5 separate regions of the Homo sapiens genome follow, and all the other regions are linked to region 3. Evidence: chromatin contacts called from ENCODE Hi-C or POLR2A ChIA-PET data. All regions are on one chromosome and are shown on one strand. Each heading gives the region's core, a stretch centred on a gene start or an enhancer-like site at or near the end of the contact. The rest is flanking DNA. Distances are from core to core; before and after follow the strand shown. Region 1 overlaps PFDN1 (prefoldin subunit 1). Region 2 holds the start of PFDN1 (prefoldin subunit 1). Region 3 holds the start of TAF7 (TATA-box binding protein associated factor 7). Region 4 holds the start of CYSTM1 (cysteine rich transmembrane module containing 1). Region 5 holds the start of ARHGAP26 (Rho GTPase activating protein 26).

Evidence for each region. A loop is a pair of places that touch in the nucleus more often than their neighbours do. ChIA-PET counts read pairs that join two places held with the same protein, here RNA polymerase II (POLR2A). Pooled maps may share reads with other maps.
Region 1: a loop to region 3 is called in a pooled map, with 3 times the contacts of the local background. The contact joins the enhancer-like site here to the promoter of TAF7 in region 3. A Hi-C loop is called at or near these places in 1 of 37 single-sample maps with no recorded cell type and 2 of 50 pooled maps. POLR2A ChIA-PET finds 5 or more read pairs at or near these places in 1 of 52 experiments (OCI-LY7).
Region 2: a loop to region 3 is called in a map of naive thymus-derived CD4-positive, alpha-beta T cell, with 12 times the contacts of the local background. The contact joins the promoter of PFDN1 here to the promoter of TAF7 in region 3. A Hi-C loop is called at or near these places in 1 of 168 maps with a recorded cell type or tissue (naive thymus-derived CD4-positive, alpha-beta T cell), 1 of 37 single-sample maps with no recorded cell type and 6 of 50 pooled maps.
Region 4: a loop to region 3 is called in a map of naive thymus-derived CD4-positive, alpha-beta T cell, with 25 times the contacts of the local background. The contact joins the promoter of CYSTM1 here to the promoter of TAF7 in region 3. A Hi-C loop is called at or near these places in 1 of 168 maps with a recorded cell type or tissue (naive thymus-derived CD4-positive, alpha-beta T cell) and 10 of 50 pooled maps. POLR2A ChIA-PET finds 5 or more read pairs at or near these places in 1 of 52 experiments (GM12878).
Region 5: a loop to region 3 is called in a map of B cell, with 30 times the contacts of the local background. The contact joins the promoter of ARHGAP26 here to the promoter of TAF7 in region 3. A Hi-C loop is called at or near these places in 2 of 168 maps with a recorded cell type or tissue (B cell and naive thymus-derived CD4-positive, alpha-beta T cell), 1 of 37 single-sample maps with no recorded cell type and 7 of 50 pooled maps.

The regions. Positions count from the first base shown.
Region 1 is chr5:140,283,361-140,286,144 of GRCh38, forward strand. All of the region lies in intron 2 of PFDN1 (prefoldin subunit 1), which reads right to left. Among named protein-coding and RNA genes, the nearest start is that of PFDN1, 18 kb to the right of the region's middle. Within about 2 kb of position 1,496, at least 4 of the 41 ENCODE cell types and tissues checked have a DNase peak (open chromatin) inside an H3K27ac peak, as active enhancers do; they include OCI-LY7, where a contact is called at or near this core.
Region 2 is chr5:140,301,670-140,304,369 of GRCh38, forward strand. It overlaps PFDN1 (prefoldin subunit 1), which reads right to left and starts at 1,432. Exons shown (of 4, transcript NM_002622.5): 1 at 1,372-1,432. The coding sequence starts at 1,404. RefSeq lists an enhancer at 1,169-1,448 and a silencer at 1,337-1,541.
Region 3 is chr5:141,319,396-141,322,095 of GRCh38, forward strand. TAF7 (TATA-box binding protein associated factor 7) reads right to left here and starts at 1,389. Exons shown (of 1, transcript NM_005642.3): 1 at 1-1,389. The coding sequence starts at 649. RefSeq lists enhancers at 918-1,117, 1,698-1,757, 1,768-1,917.
Region 4 is chr5:140,173,886-140,176,585 of GRCh38, forward strand. It overlaps CYSTM1 (cysteine rich transmembrane module containing 1), which reads left to right and starts at 1,303. Exons shown (of 3, transcript NM_032412.4): 1 at 1,303-1,400. RefSeq lists an enhancer at 881-1,110 and a silencer at 1,401-1,690.
Region 5 is chr5:142,769,034-142,771,733 of GRCh38, forward strand. ARHGAP26 (Rho GTPase activating protein 26) reads left to right here and starts at 1,344. Exons shown (of 23, transcript NM_001135608.3): 1 at 1,344-1,882. The coding sequence starts at 1,729. RefSeq lists silencers at 1,148-1,557, 1,568-1,687 and an enhancer at 1,983-2,700.

The DNA of each region.
Region 1 (2,784 bases), core at 246-2,745, 1.0 Mb before region 3:
TAGCTGGGACTACAGGCGCCCACCACCACGCCTGGCTAATTTTTTCTATTTTTTAGTAGAGACAGGGTTTCACCATGTTAGCCAGGATGGTCTCGATTTCCTGACCTCGTGATCTGCCCGCCTCGGCCTCCCAAAGTGCTGGGATTACAGGCATGAGCCACCACGCCCAGCCCAGCCCAACTGATGATCTTAGTCTTCAGTAGTAACTTGATTCTTTGTAAAACCTTACTGTATATTTACAGGAAAGAGAGCCCACATTCATGCAAAACAAGGATTAATTCCAGGTCTTTTACTATAGAACCCTTCATGTCTAAAATATTCTTACTGGATCCAAGAGATGGGTGCTATTTCAGATAAGATTATGGTTTACAGAATATTTTTCTCAGAACTAACTCATATTTGTATTTGAAGAGAAGAGTTGTTTTGAACAGTACTAAGTCTCAGTAATGTTATGTAAAAACTATTCTAAAACAAGGTGCAAGAGTCACCAAATTATGTCATGACATGTGTGATTTTACTGAGAAAGTCTTTTAGCCATGGAAATAATTTTTTGAGTAAAATATACATTTTTAAGTAGCACTGATAGCTGGCCAATGAGTACTATTCTCAAATAAAAGGTCATCAGACATCATCTTTATTAGTGTCTGGGAAAATTTCAAAGCTAAGATTAGAGGTCAAGTCATTACTTATGTGGCCTTTAAAAATAAAGTATCTGAACAGATACTAAATCTCTTGAGCAGAAAATAAAATTACTAGAAAGCAAGAACACTCAACAACAAAAACACGTTTTTCCATGACCACATATCCTTTGAGGTAGCTATACTGGACTGTGCCAACTTCAAAGGCCAGAGAGATTCCACCGAAGCTGGCCAACTTACTACTACAAACCTAAGGACATCTCAGCCACGCAAGTTTTAACAAGGATGAATGTTGGGTAAATGCAAATGTCTACCTCAAAGAGTAGTTACACAGTAAAAATTCAAACACAAAAACTTATGGAAAGTTTGGTTTAGTCCTCAATTTAAAAAATGGCAAAGATATATTGTATGAAGACTGGAAAAGGCTCCAAGAAACATCTGATTTCTGAAAAAAAGTCTTTGGAAAACATCTTTCTTATTGTTTAAAAGGGCATTGGATTATCAGATACTATGTGAAGAGAAAGGATTTATCATGATAATATAAGTCTTATCATAAGCAAATATTATGTACACAGTTGCTCAATGTAGAGAATCTCATAGTCATTCTGCCTGATTGTTTATGGAAAGCCAAATAGTAAATAAAGAATTCTGGAGTTCAAAATGTACCAATAAGGAAAAATAAACCATGAAGAGGGAAAGTATTCTCTCATGACAAATAATATGCAGATAACATGCTTAAAATACTCAGGATTATATAACCTGAATTCGAGTTGATGCTTTGCAAAAGGCCTCTTCTTTGACCTGGAAATCAGTGCCACGTGCCTCTGCACTGTCCACTCTCAAGGACTTGTAACCTGCTATTTCACTTCCTCATTTATTTGTAATTATGCCATCTGAAAACATAATTCTGAGACTTTCGGTTTTGATTATTTGAGAAACATCAGACTCCGTTTTCTAAATCATCCTGCAGTTTGGTACAACTTCCACTTTCTTATAACTCAGTATGAATCAAAACCATTGTTCACCTGCCCAAAACACAATCCCAGATCACTTGCACTGCTGCATTTTGGACACAATTTCCAAAGTATGGTCACCTAGACATATGCTATTCAGAAACAACAAAATGCTTATGACGAGTTCACTTTGGGTGGGAAATTTTTAGAGGGTGTCTAAAAACGTATCCTATTAGCATTTAGGTTTCAGGGTATTCACAAATTAAGCAGCATAGAAAAGACATAAGAATGAGCCTATCTTCAGGAGAATGGCGTGAACCCGGGAGGTGGAGTTTGCAGTGAGCCGAGATCGCGCCACTGCACTCCAGCCTGGGCAACAGAGCGAGACTCCATCTCAAAAAAAAAAAAAAAAGAATGAGCCTATCTTGCTTCTTTGCCTAACTCCACTGGTGAGGAAAGTTACTGAATTTTTACGTCGTAATTTTTAGCGTGGAAGCAAGTAGAAATAAATTGAACTTCTTTTTTTAAAATTTTTTTAAATTGAATTTATTTCTTACTTTAATCACTTCCTTAGTAAGGAAGTGATTAAAACTTTATGGCACATCCACATTGTGGACTGCTCAGTGAGTTACAGACTTCTGTTATTGGCATAATGAAGAGTAGATACCCTGAACACTCCTGATTAGAAACAAAGGAAAAAAAAATTTTTTTTTAACATTTTGTTGAACTAACACAAAAGGAAGGATTCCACAAAGGTCCAAAGTGAAGTGAAACTGGGAATTCAGGAATGTAAGACAGCAGTAAATTGGCTTTCATCCTGAGAGTTTATGCTGAATCCTGGAGACCTTAAGTATCCACACTGGCACAGAAATAGGATACAAAACAGGAGATAAAACCAAGGGGGCAGCCAGGCATAATGGCATGCACCTGTAGTCCTAGCTACTCAGAAAGCTGAGGTGTGAGGATTGCTTAAATCCAAGAGTTCAAGTCCAGCCCAGGCAACATAGCAATGCCCCATGTCTAAAAAATAAATAAATTTTTTTAAAAAAGAATGACTAATTAAATAAAAAACCAAACCGAAATTTAAAAAAAAATATTTTTTTTATTGACATGTAAAGATGTCAATATAGTAAGTTAGTAAGTAAGTAAAAACTCAAGTTTAAAAAATTAGCACGTCAGCCAGGCGTGGTGGT
Region 2 (2,700 bases), core at 182-2,681, 1.0 Mb before region 3:
TCATTTTAAGTTTGTAATCATTTTCTTAGTTTGCATTCACCGCCCGCAAGTTTCAAATGTAGCAATAAATTCAAAAGTACCGGGAGGCAAATCCATTCACTAAACCCTGATTTAAATCGGTACTTTTAACAGAAGAAAAGGTAAATTTTTAGAATGCACAATTTTGTTTTGAAATGTAAAATTCCAGGTATCATCTGACTGCTCTATACAGCTTGCTAAGGAAGCTAGTATACCATTAAAGATGAGCTAGTATACTGTTAAAGATTAGAGACTCCACCTAAGAGCTAAATTTACAAGATTCAAGACAAGAAGAACAAAAGCAAGACACAAACACATAATATCCTCACAACACTAACAAAAGCTTCATTTGTTAGAAGCAACAGCTATTTCGGCTGTCCTATTTCTTTTACACAAGTTGACCACAGGCAGTCTTAACTAAGATGTTGCTCATCTGAAGAACTCAAAATAGTGGTCAAAAAAGTGTGAGATAAGGCAGAGAATACTGGATTCTAGTCCCAACTTCTGACAGACTTTTCTGGCACTGGTTCCTTTTCCAGAAAAGTAGATTTAAAATAGATAAATTCTAGGGTCCTTTCCAATCCACCCCACCGCACAAAGCATACTGGTTTGGGGTCATTAGTGGTGTTAGAATGCTGATCATTCTTAGATAGCAAAAATCTGAATAACAACACATTTATAAGCAACTGAGGAAAACAGGAAACCCAATTCCTTCCGATACCGGTTTTATTTGGAAAACTTTACTGGTTTTGTTTTGTTTTTGACAATTCCTTCAAAAGAAGGAGGTTTTGTTTTGTTTTGTTTGACGAGTCCTTCAAAAGAAGTGGAGGGGGGGCAAAATCCTGAAATGAACATTGCTGCTACAATGCTTGGTTTTCCGAACTGTAGATATTGCAACTTTCAAGGTACAGAACCGAATAAATGGCCTAAAAACAAAGGTTGGACTTGGAGTTTTTCAAAGCAAATGAGGCAGAATTACGGATGCCACAGCTCAGGCAAGGGGTCCGAAGGGACCCCCATTTGAAATGCTCTCTTTAGTTCTTACTATGAAAGTGAGTCCCTGAAGCCTCCAAACGCAACGAAATGTCTCTGGAGCTCAGAAAGACTGGACAAGCCCGAGACAGGCCCGCAGACTTACCCGACCCAGACCAACCGGCTCCTACCCAGCAAGAGCCGCTCGCCCCCCACCCCGTTTATGGAGACCCAGTGAGGCCTTAGGACTCTGGGAAACCATTCCCTAGTCCACTGGACCCTCCTTCCTTCTGCAAGGCTCGTGCCTCACTTGATATTCTTGTCTATAGTCCCCTCAGCCTCCAAAAAGAAGACCTCCGCCTGCCAAAGACCCTCTTTTACCTTCTTCAGCTCTAGATCCACGGGGGCGGCCATCTTGGTGCACTGTAAGCGCCTGCGCAGTGGGAGTTGGACTGAAATAGGGTGGGGAAGGGCGCGTCTTACTTTGTGCGCCGGTCTTTCTTCTGCGCCTGCGCATGAGTTGGACTAACCGGGCTTCTTATCTTTCTCTGAGAATTGACTCCTGAAATATTTGGGTTTCGGATTCCGTGTCTTCACTACCTGACCGGTCAGGTCTGGCTTGCTCCTCCGTATCTTCCAGACATAGCCCAACGCGCAGATTTCCCATGTGGCTTTAAGCAGTTTGCCAGCTAGCTTAATATGTGCTGCTAAATTGAGATGTATGTAGATGAGGTCAAACCCTCATCAGTCGATCAGTCCTTCAGCTAGTCGCTGTGCTCTCAGGAATGAGTAAGAGTAAGTCCAGAACCTCAGGCATGACAGTTTGGGAAAGACTATTGGAAAGCTTGTCTGGAGTGTTCTTTCCAAAACGAACTTATTACTTCCAAAAGCTTCCCAAAGACATTCTAGGCACAGTGGTTCTCAAGAGAGGCTGAATACGTTTGTTTAAAAACAAAAAAATGCAGGTTCTCTGGGTCTCATCTCAAACGTACTCAGAATCTTTGAGAATGGGGTCTGGAAATTTGCACTTTTGCAGACTACCCCAGTGACCTAATGGTGCAACTCCTCCGCGGATCACTTTTTTGAGAATCTCTGCCATAAAAGGACCTGGCATTTGAACCAGAATAGATAATAATTGACTTTTGGAAATGGAAAAAAAAGTTAACCTACTCTAAAAACTGTTATGCTAAGAGAAAGTGCTACATAAATAATTAGGAAATTTATTTTATTTTTTAAAAAAAGAAAGAAAGAGAGAAAGAAAACAAACTGTTAGGGAGATGAAAGGGCAGGGAATTTGGAACCAGCCTAATCTAGATTCAAGGCTTGGTCTGCCTTTAGCCTATGTCTGGTTCCATTTACTAATTGTGTGACTTTAAGCAAGTCACTTGGATATTTTGTGGGGTTTTTTTTTTTTTTTGTACGTTTGTTTGTTTCTTGAGACAGGATCTTGCTCTGTCACCCAGGCTCGAGTGCAATGGTGCAATCACGACTCACTCCAGCCTCTACCTCCCGCGCTCAAGCGATCCTCCCACCTCAGCCTCGTGAGTAGCGCTGGGACTACAGGCGCGCGCCACCCACACTCAGCTAATTTTTATATTTTTGTACAGACGGGTTTTCACCTTGTTGCCCAAGCTGGTCTCAAACTCCTGAGCTCAAACAATCCGCTCGCCTTGGTCGCCCAAAGTGCTGTAGTGCTTTGATATTAAAGGC
Region 3 (2,700 bases), core at 139-2,638:
CATGTTCTAATGAGTCATGGCCCTGCCTGTGACCAGACATTCCTGGAGAAGAGATATCCAGGCCTTGATTTTCTGCCTCCTTTGTTTCATCTTCGGCAATTATTTCCCACCGAGTACTAACAGCTTCAGCATCTGTACTCAGCAATCGTTTCACTTCTTTTTCAACATCTGGAGATTCAATATATTTCTTCTTTGCTGTCTTCCGGAACCTTCTCTTCCTGACATTCTTTAGAGGCAGAGTAATTCCGTGGTTCCAGATAAACTTTTTCTCTTTGTCCTTATCCTTTTTCTTGCTTGCTTTAGGATCAGTGCTAGCAACTGGCTCCTCCACAGGAGGATAGAGATCACCATCAACTGTGGATACAAGCATCTGACAGATATCAGCTGTCTTGTAAAAAGTTTTTTTATCAATGGTTTTCAAGCTTTCCATAACACAGGGCAGGTCTACTAATTTTGAGGCCAATGGAACACGGTCCACTCTGACGATTCCATGACGCCCATCAGGATGTAACTCAATTGTCAGTCTGTCCTTGAGGTTGACATGACCAGACTGTACTGCCCTTCTCACAGTAGAGGCATATTCTGGAGGCAGACGTAAGATAAACTGGCTCTCCAGTTCGTGAGGAGCATCATCTTTGCTTTTACTCATCTTTATTTCCTTGTGATTCACTTCTCCAATAAATGCTGGTTACACTAAAAAGTTCCAGCTACTGCAATAGTTTAAAACACCAGTTTGCTATGAATTGAAATCTTTTAATTACAAGAAGTTCTCTGTAGATCAGCAGCTAAGCGTCTATTTTGCCTTAGTTTTTATTTAAGCTCCAAGTCTTTTCTCTAAATATGCTGTGACCGAATACCAGTCGTTAACACAAAGGCTTATTCACAGACTTAAGTTCATTAAATCAGATGCAATGCCAAGTCCCAACCTCTAGGTGCCGCTGCCGGACAACGCGGAGAGAGCTAGCTAGCTAGCTAGGGAACAGGAAAGCAAATGGCGGCTCCCCCGGAACGGTTTTCGGCCCAGAAAGCCCAGCAGAGATACTTTCAACTCACAAACTCTCCCGGAACAAAGACACTCAAAAAATCAGGGCTCAGCGAGCTCTCTTCGCCTCGGGTACTTACAATCCAGTGACGATTATAAGTTCAGTTTCACCGGGCCGGAGCGAAGGGAAGAGGAGGCCGCAAGGAGCCAAGCGGGAGAGAGCCGAGCGTCTCCTTGTCGTTTCCTTAATTCTTCCTGCCGCTTGGCAGAGTGATCCACTACCGATTACTGATGAAAGGGCCCGGGATGGGCAGCGCGAAATCTTGCCGAGAGGCGCAGCTCGCATCACCAGACCCCGCACCTCGCCGGCCCTCCGTCCGGGTCGCCTACCCAGCAAAAACGGAAGTGCTACGTCGCGACGCGGGGCGGGAGGCGGCTGTGAGTGACAGCCCCTCCGGGCGGAAGGGCGGAGCCCCAGCTAGCGCAGGCGCAATAGCGCAATTACGCTGCCCAGCGTGAAACTCATCTTTTCGCGAGAACTTGTTTTTCCGGGATGGAAATGACAGTGTTTCGGAAGAGCTGTTGGTTTCAAACTATTTAGAGCTTGGAAGTTCCAAGAAAGACACAGATTCGTCCCCCGCTAAGCCAGCACTTTTACGGGATCGCTGTGGGGCCGGATGGCTTCTAGACTTCCGGGTGATTCCGGGAGATGGGGGACGCCTTGCAGTAAGCGTCTTTGCTTCTGGAAACATCTCGGATGTTCCCTAGAGTCTAGCCTATCTGGTGCCAATACAAGAATGTGTAGCTACTATACAATGGATTTCAAAGTACCCAAATCAATGGAGTGAGGAGGACATGCAGCTTACTATATAAGTCTCTCTCTATATATATGTTTGTTTGTTTGTTTTGGAGATGGAGTCTCAGGCTGTCACCCAGGCTAGAGTGCAGTGGCACAATATTGGCTGACTGCAACCTCCACCTCTGGGGTTCAAGCGATTCTCCTGCTTCAGCCTCTTAAGTAGTTGGGATTACAGGCACGTTCCACTACCCCACCTAAGTTTTGTATTTTTAGTAGAGAAGGGGTTTCACCATGTTGGCCAGGCTGGTCTCGAACTCCTGACCTGAGGTGATCTGCCTGTCTTGGCCTCCCAAAGTACTAGGATTATAGGTGTGAGCCAGCGCGCATGGCCCAAAGTCTGTATTTTTAAATATAATTCCCTGTAGGGGAATTGTGCCTCTGGTTTTACTTGTGTTCTATAATACTTCTGGGGAAACAAGGGTGATTCCTTTTTATGTGCTTGATTTAGATGTAAATGTAAACAGAGAAGGAAGTGTTCTTTTGGACAGAATTGTCTGATAGACTGAGCATCTGGTTAAAGTAGATATAATTGAAGTATTGTTTCCTGTCTCTCATGTACAAGTAATTTTAAATTACTTTGACATTTTTTTTAACTCCACCTCTACTATTTTGCTGTTTTCTGCTTGTCTTTTCTATCAATAGTCAGGTATTCATCAACACATATTTTTAGTATTTTAACATAACTGGGTAACAGTTGGTACTTATTTCTATTTATTTCCATTTATTTTTAAAATATCTGGGAGAGCATCAAGGCCATTAATATTTCATTTCTATCCTCTAAAATATTAACAATTGCCCCTAAATTTAAGAGAATTCTCTTAAGATGTAATTAACATTTCCAAAATTCACTTTATTCTTG
Region 4 (2,700 bases), core at 53-2,552, 1.1 Mb before region 3:
AGCTGTCTTCTTTCCCACTTATATGAGTTTCTTTAAGTGTGAAAATTAAAAAGTGCCACTTAAATACAATGATTAAGTCATAATAAACAGTACAAGTTGTACTTATGTGAGACATACCACCCATACACGTTTGATCTTCGAGAACCACATCTCAATCTGCCCATGGCCCATTGCCTGACACTAAAAGATGCTCACAAGAAGTTGACTATAAACTAACTTCTTGGTCTAAGATCCTAAACTCTTGAGAGGGAAGGTTTCAATACATATGAAACCTTCTTGGCAGTGCAGGGATGAGGAGAGTAAAACTGAAATGAAAGTCAGCAAATAGTGAAGGTGTGAAATAGGCAGTGACTCTCACACTGAGACCTCCAGGGGATGTTAAATTTTCATTTCGAAGCTGATAGTCTTATCTGGGAAGCCTAGAGAGTAACAAAAGTTGTAGGCATATACTTATATTAGAGTGGTGCAAAAGTAATTGCTGTTTTTGCCATTTAAAAAAAAAATGCAAAAACCACAATTACTTTTGCACCAACCTAATAGCAAGCAAGGGGAGGAATATGGAGAGAAAATCAATTTCTAAAATGAAAAATAAAAAATTTTTTGCAAGTAGGACTTGCAAGCTCATTCTAGGCCTTGCTCTGGGAGCTTTTCGGTAACTTCTCTTCCTGTTGGAACAGAAGAAGGAAACCTTCAGGACAGAAGATTCTGTCCCCCTTCCCCCTCCTGATGTGAATGAAGTCTCATTACACTCTAAAGTACTGGCGGGACTACTTGTTGCAAGGTTTATGGGGAAAAGTAGCCAGAGAGCAATCCAGTTATCAGCCTCAGCCCCATTCCGCTCAGGTACAGCTCGGGAAGTAAGCCCCCAACCCTAGTTGGGTCTGGACCAACAAGACACGAGGAGGCAGCAGCCCACAGCCGACCCCTCATGCCACGCACTGAGCAGGGTTCCGCATGGACGCTGGTCTTGCCTCCCAGGCGCCTGAACTAGCGGAGTTGGGGTATCGGGTGGAGTCTCGGAGAACCAATCCAATCTGAGGGGGACGCCTGTGGGAGTCCTAAGTATCCAGCGCAGCTGGGAGGCCCACGTTGGGAAGTCGGAGACCGACCCCGCCTCCCGACTGCGCCGACTGCAAGAGAGCGCTTCCGGCGGCGCTTGGAGGCCGAGCAGTTGGGGGCGGGGCTCGTGCTGTGACGCAAGCCTCGCCTCGCCCCGCGCCGCGCGCGTTGCCAGGGTGATCAGGTGACTCCCGGTTCGCGGCGCTGGGAGCGGCCGTGACGTCAGGCGCCCGGCTGCTCCTCACTTGCTCTGAGACAGGTGCGGCAAGTCTACTGCGGGCTGGTCCGGGCTCCTCAGGTTCAGACCCGACCGTTATCCAGTCGGTTCGTGGAGAGGAGAGGTGAGGTGCAGCGGACCTGGCCCGACCCAGCTGGGACCAGGGCGGGGATCAGGCACGGACAGGGCGCGTCCCCGGGCTCCCTGGGGAGCGCCCTGAGAACTGGGGGGCACCCGGGCTGGCCTGGCTCAGGCAGGGGTTCGCGCAGCCCCTGGGGAGGGGCAGGGAGGCAGGGAAGCTGCTGCCGCCAGCTGGATCCCTCCCGGCGCCCCGCGGCTACTCTGGGGCTCCTGGTCGCCGCGCCGCGCGTCTCGGCGGTGGACTCACAGGGTCTCCGCGTCGCTGCGGTTCTCGTCTCACGAGGAGTCGGCGGGCTCGGAGCGGGGCTCGCCACACCCCGTCCCGGGGGACGTCCGCGGGAGGCTTCTGGATTTCTTCGCCTTGGGCTGCGATTTCTGAGGCGCTGCTCTGCCTATTCCGAGCTGGGCCAGCCGGGGGCAGGGGGCAGGTCGCGAGTCCCGCGGGTGGGAGCGGAGCGGAAGTAACTAGTGACTGGAAGTAACTAGGGAACGCAAAGCCGGCGCTCGGAGGCCGGGGTGTTCAGAGAAGGCGTTGCGGGGGAAAGGAATCCCGGCTGCTGTTGAGAGCCGTGGATTGGGATCTGAGCGGACCTGTTGGAGGAAGTGAAATCTGAGCGGGGTCCTGACGGGTGGGAACTAATCTCCCGGTAGCAGTGGAGGTTGCAGGGGGGAGAGAAGGAGGGGAGGACCCCTGGGGAAGGAGACCATGAGGAAAAACGATTTGGGGACTGACTGGACCGTCTGCTGGGCTGTTTTGGGGGAAAAAAAGTTTGGAGAATTAGGTTAGGGAGGATTAGGAAAGGACCCTTGAGTGCCCACCTGAGAGGCACTGTGTGCTGTGGGGAGCCATTGAAACGTTGGCTAGATTGGGGTAGGGGGAACACTGAGGAAGTTGGTGTGAGGGGAACACTGAGGAAGTTGGTGTGACATTCCGGCAAAAAGGTGACAACACTCTTCTCTGATGGGATTCCTCAAACCCTGCTTATGAAATACTTGTAACCGACAAGGGTAGGGGCTCAGGCAGCCAGGTGCCTTTTTCAGCCATTGTTGGCAAATTTTTAGAAATTAAACAAAAAATAATTGTACATATTTATAGATTTATACAATATGATACATGTAAACTTTGTGGAGTAACCATGTTAGCAGATTTTTAAAAATTCCTTTTTATGAAAGGACCCACCCAAGGGCAGCTCATTTTCGAGTATCTCATTTGACGGGATTTAATGACTGGTTGGGAGCTATGCCCCCCTCAGTATGCAGGGAGATTATAGCGTCCACAACAC
Region 5 (2,700 bases), core at 94-2,593, 1.4 Mb after region 3:
TGCTTTCTTAATATAGATGGGACACCTCTGACCCCTCCTGAGTGAAAAATCCATGTTCCCAAGCACCCAGGCCTTCTATCCTATCACAAGGCATGGTTATCGCTTGTTTGCTTCCATCTCACCTAATACCACCAGCAGCTAAATTCATTCTGTTATTCATCTTTGTATTCTTACCATCTAGGCTAGTGCCTGCACATAGCAGACCTATTTAAAAAACAAACCAACCCAAACAAACATGAAGCCCCCACGTAGCTGAAGGAGGGCTGCTGGTTCCTAGACATAGAGATAATTTATTCAAGGACAGTCCCTATCCTCCAGGAGTTAACAATTCAGCACTAGACACCCTGTGGGACCCAGCCTGACAAGTGCAACGAGTGAGATGCCAGAATTGAGTCCTGCGGTCGAACAGAGGGACTACAGGGCAACGCACTGGGCGTGGGAGGTGGAGATGGCTCTGGGAAAGGATCCATTCATTTATTCTACATTTATCAATCACCGTAGCACACACAGCACATAGTAAGTGCTCAATATCTGTTATTAAATGCCAGCCACTGTGCTAGGTGCCAGGATGCAACAGCGGACAAGAAAATTGCAGGGGCACTTGCCCTCGTGGGGCTTACCGTGTAGCGAAGGATGACAGGCAGTAGACTGTCATCTTATTATGTAAAATTGTGCTAGATGCAGAGCAGGAAAATAACAGGCGGCTGAAATTCTAGTAATGATGTGAGCTCCTTCGGCTGAGGGGAACCGTGGGCGGGTTCTGAGCAGGAGTGGCCGTGAGGGGGACGGACCGTAGGGGGCGGGAAGACTGCAGGCAAGAGCTGGTAATTTTAAGATGCAAATAACATTTTTCTGCCTGACTGGAAGAGGAGCGTTTGGTCGCTCGGGATTCTCCCGGAGCAGGGGGCTGTATTTTGAGTGTAAAATCGGTTGCCCCGCAGTGCAGGGCAGGCGGTGGTGAACTGCAGCCCTAGTCCCCAGGTTTTTCATGCTTGGCACATCGAGGCTCTTCGGCCCCCAGGACCAGCAGACTCGCCATGCGTGGCTCGGATTCGGGCTGGAGCAGGCGGGCAAGGTAGCGGGGGCGGGTGCACAGCAACGCTCACCCCTAGGTTTCGGGGTCTGCAACGCTGGGAGGGCAAGAGGAGGCGGAGTTTGCGCTGCGGACCTAGGCGTTGGCGAGGGCCACGCCCCCAGCCGCAGACCCTGCCTCCAGGCCCCTTTGATTGGATCAAGACCGCGGAAGGGCCGGGCGTCCTCGGGCGGCCTGAGGGTCGGGCAGGGGAGGGTGCGCTGATTGGCCCGGCGGGGATTAAGTCATCGCTAGCAGGTTCGAGCGGCCCAGACACCGGCGGGGCGGCCGAGGCTGCTGTGAGAGGGCGCTCGAGGCTGCCGAGAGCTAGCTAGCGAAGGAGGCGGGGAGGCGGCGTCTGCACTCGCTCGCCCGCTCGCTCGCTTCCCGGCGCCGCTGCGGGTCCGCGCTGCGTTTCCTGCTCGCGATCCGCTCCGTTGCCCGCGCCCGGAACAGCAGCACCTCGGCCGGGTCCGAGCTCGGTTCGGGAGTCTTGCGCGCCGGCGGACACCGCGCGCGGAGTGAGCCAGCGCCACACCTGTGGAGCCGGCGGCCGTCGGGGGAGCCGGCCGGGGTCCCGCCGCGTGAGTGCTCTGGGCGGCGGGCGGCCCGGGCCCCGGCGGAGGCGCGCCCCCCGGCTGGGCGCCGCGCGCACCATGGGGCTCCCAGCGCTCGAGTTCAGCGACTGCTGCCTCGATAGTCCGCACTTCCGAGAGACGCTCAAGTCGCACGAAGCAGAGCTGGACAAGACCAACAAATTCATCAAGGAGCTCATCAAGGACGGGAAGTCACTCATAAGCGCGCTCAAGAGTGAGTGTCCCGAGCCCCTCGGGGACGCGGCTCCGGGGCGGGAGGAACTGGGAGGTGGCGCTTAGCCCGGGTTGCCCGCGCGTCTGCCGGGTTTCTGCTCCCGGTACACTGGGGGACGGGTGTCGACGCCTCCGAGGCAGGAAGGATACGTAAAGCGGGCGAACCAGCAACCATCAGATGAAGAGAGAGACCCGTCGCTCCGCCTTTTGCGTTCAGGGATGGTCGGGAGGTGACCCAGCGCGGGTGGTGCTCTGGGGCAGCGCGGGTGGGCGTGGGCGTGCGCGGCACGCAGGTGTCCCAGCAGTGGGGCCAGAGTGCCGAGCGCGCCGCAGCCAGCGGGCAGATCCCATCGTGTCCACAGCTCCAGCTCCCTTAGGGGCAGAGTTGCTCAGCCTTGAGTGCCCAACCGTGAGAATGGAGCGTGCCCTGCCGAGGGGGCGCTGCCTCCCCTTGGGAAAAGGTGGGTTGTGACTGCTTCGCTCCCTGTACGCAGCTCCAGCCTAGTCAGGCCGCCGGGTTCCCTGGGTGGAATGCTTGGTTAGCTTGCGATTCCTTGGAGTATTGGCAGCCAGTAATCTCTAAATCTGGAATCAGTACGTGCGCAGGTTCTGATTCTTGTGTTTAGCAGAAGGTGATAGGGGTGGGAGTAGAGAATCAGAGTGTTCCTTTACTCTAAACTGTGGGCGAGGGTTTAAAAATAGAATGTACATATCCCAACTCTCTCCCTCTCCTGCTCCCAAGCTCTCCTTTTTACCTCTTCCGTTATCCTTGTAAAGGTCTGAGAAGGAATATCCATAATTCTCAGAAAGAAGTTCAAA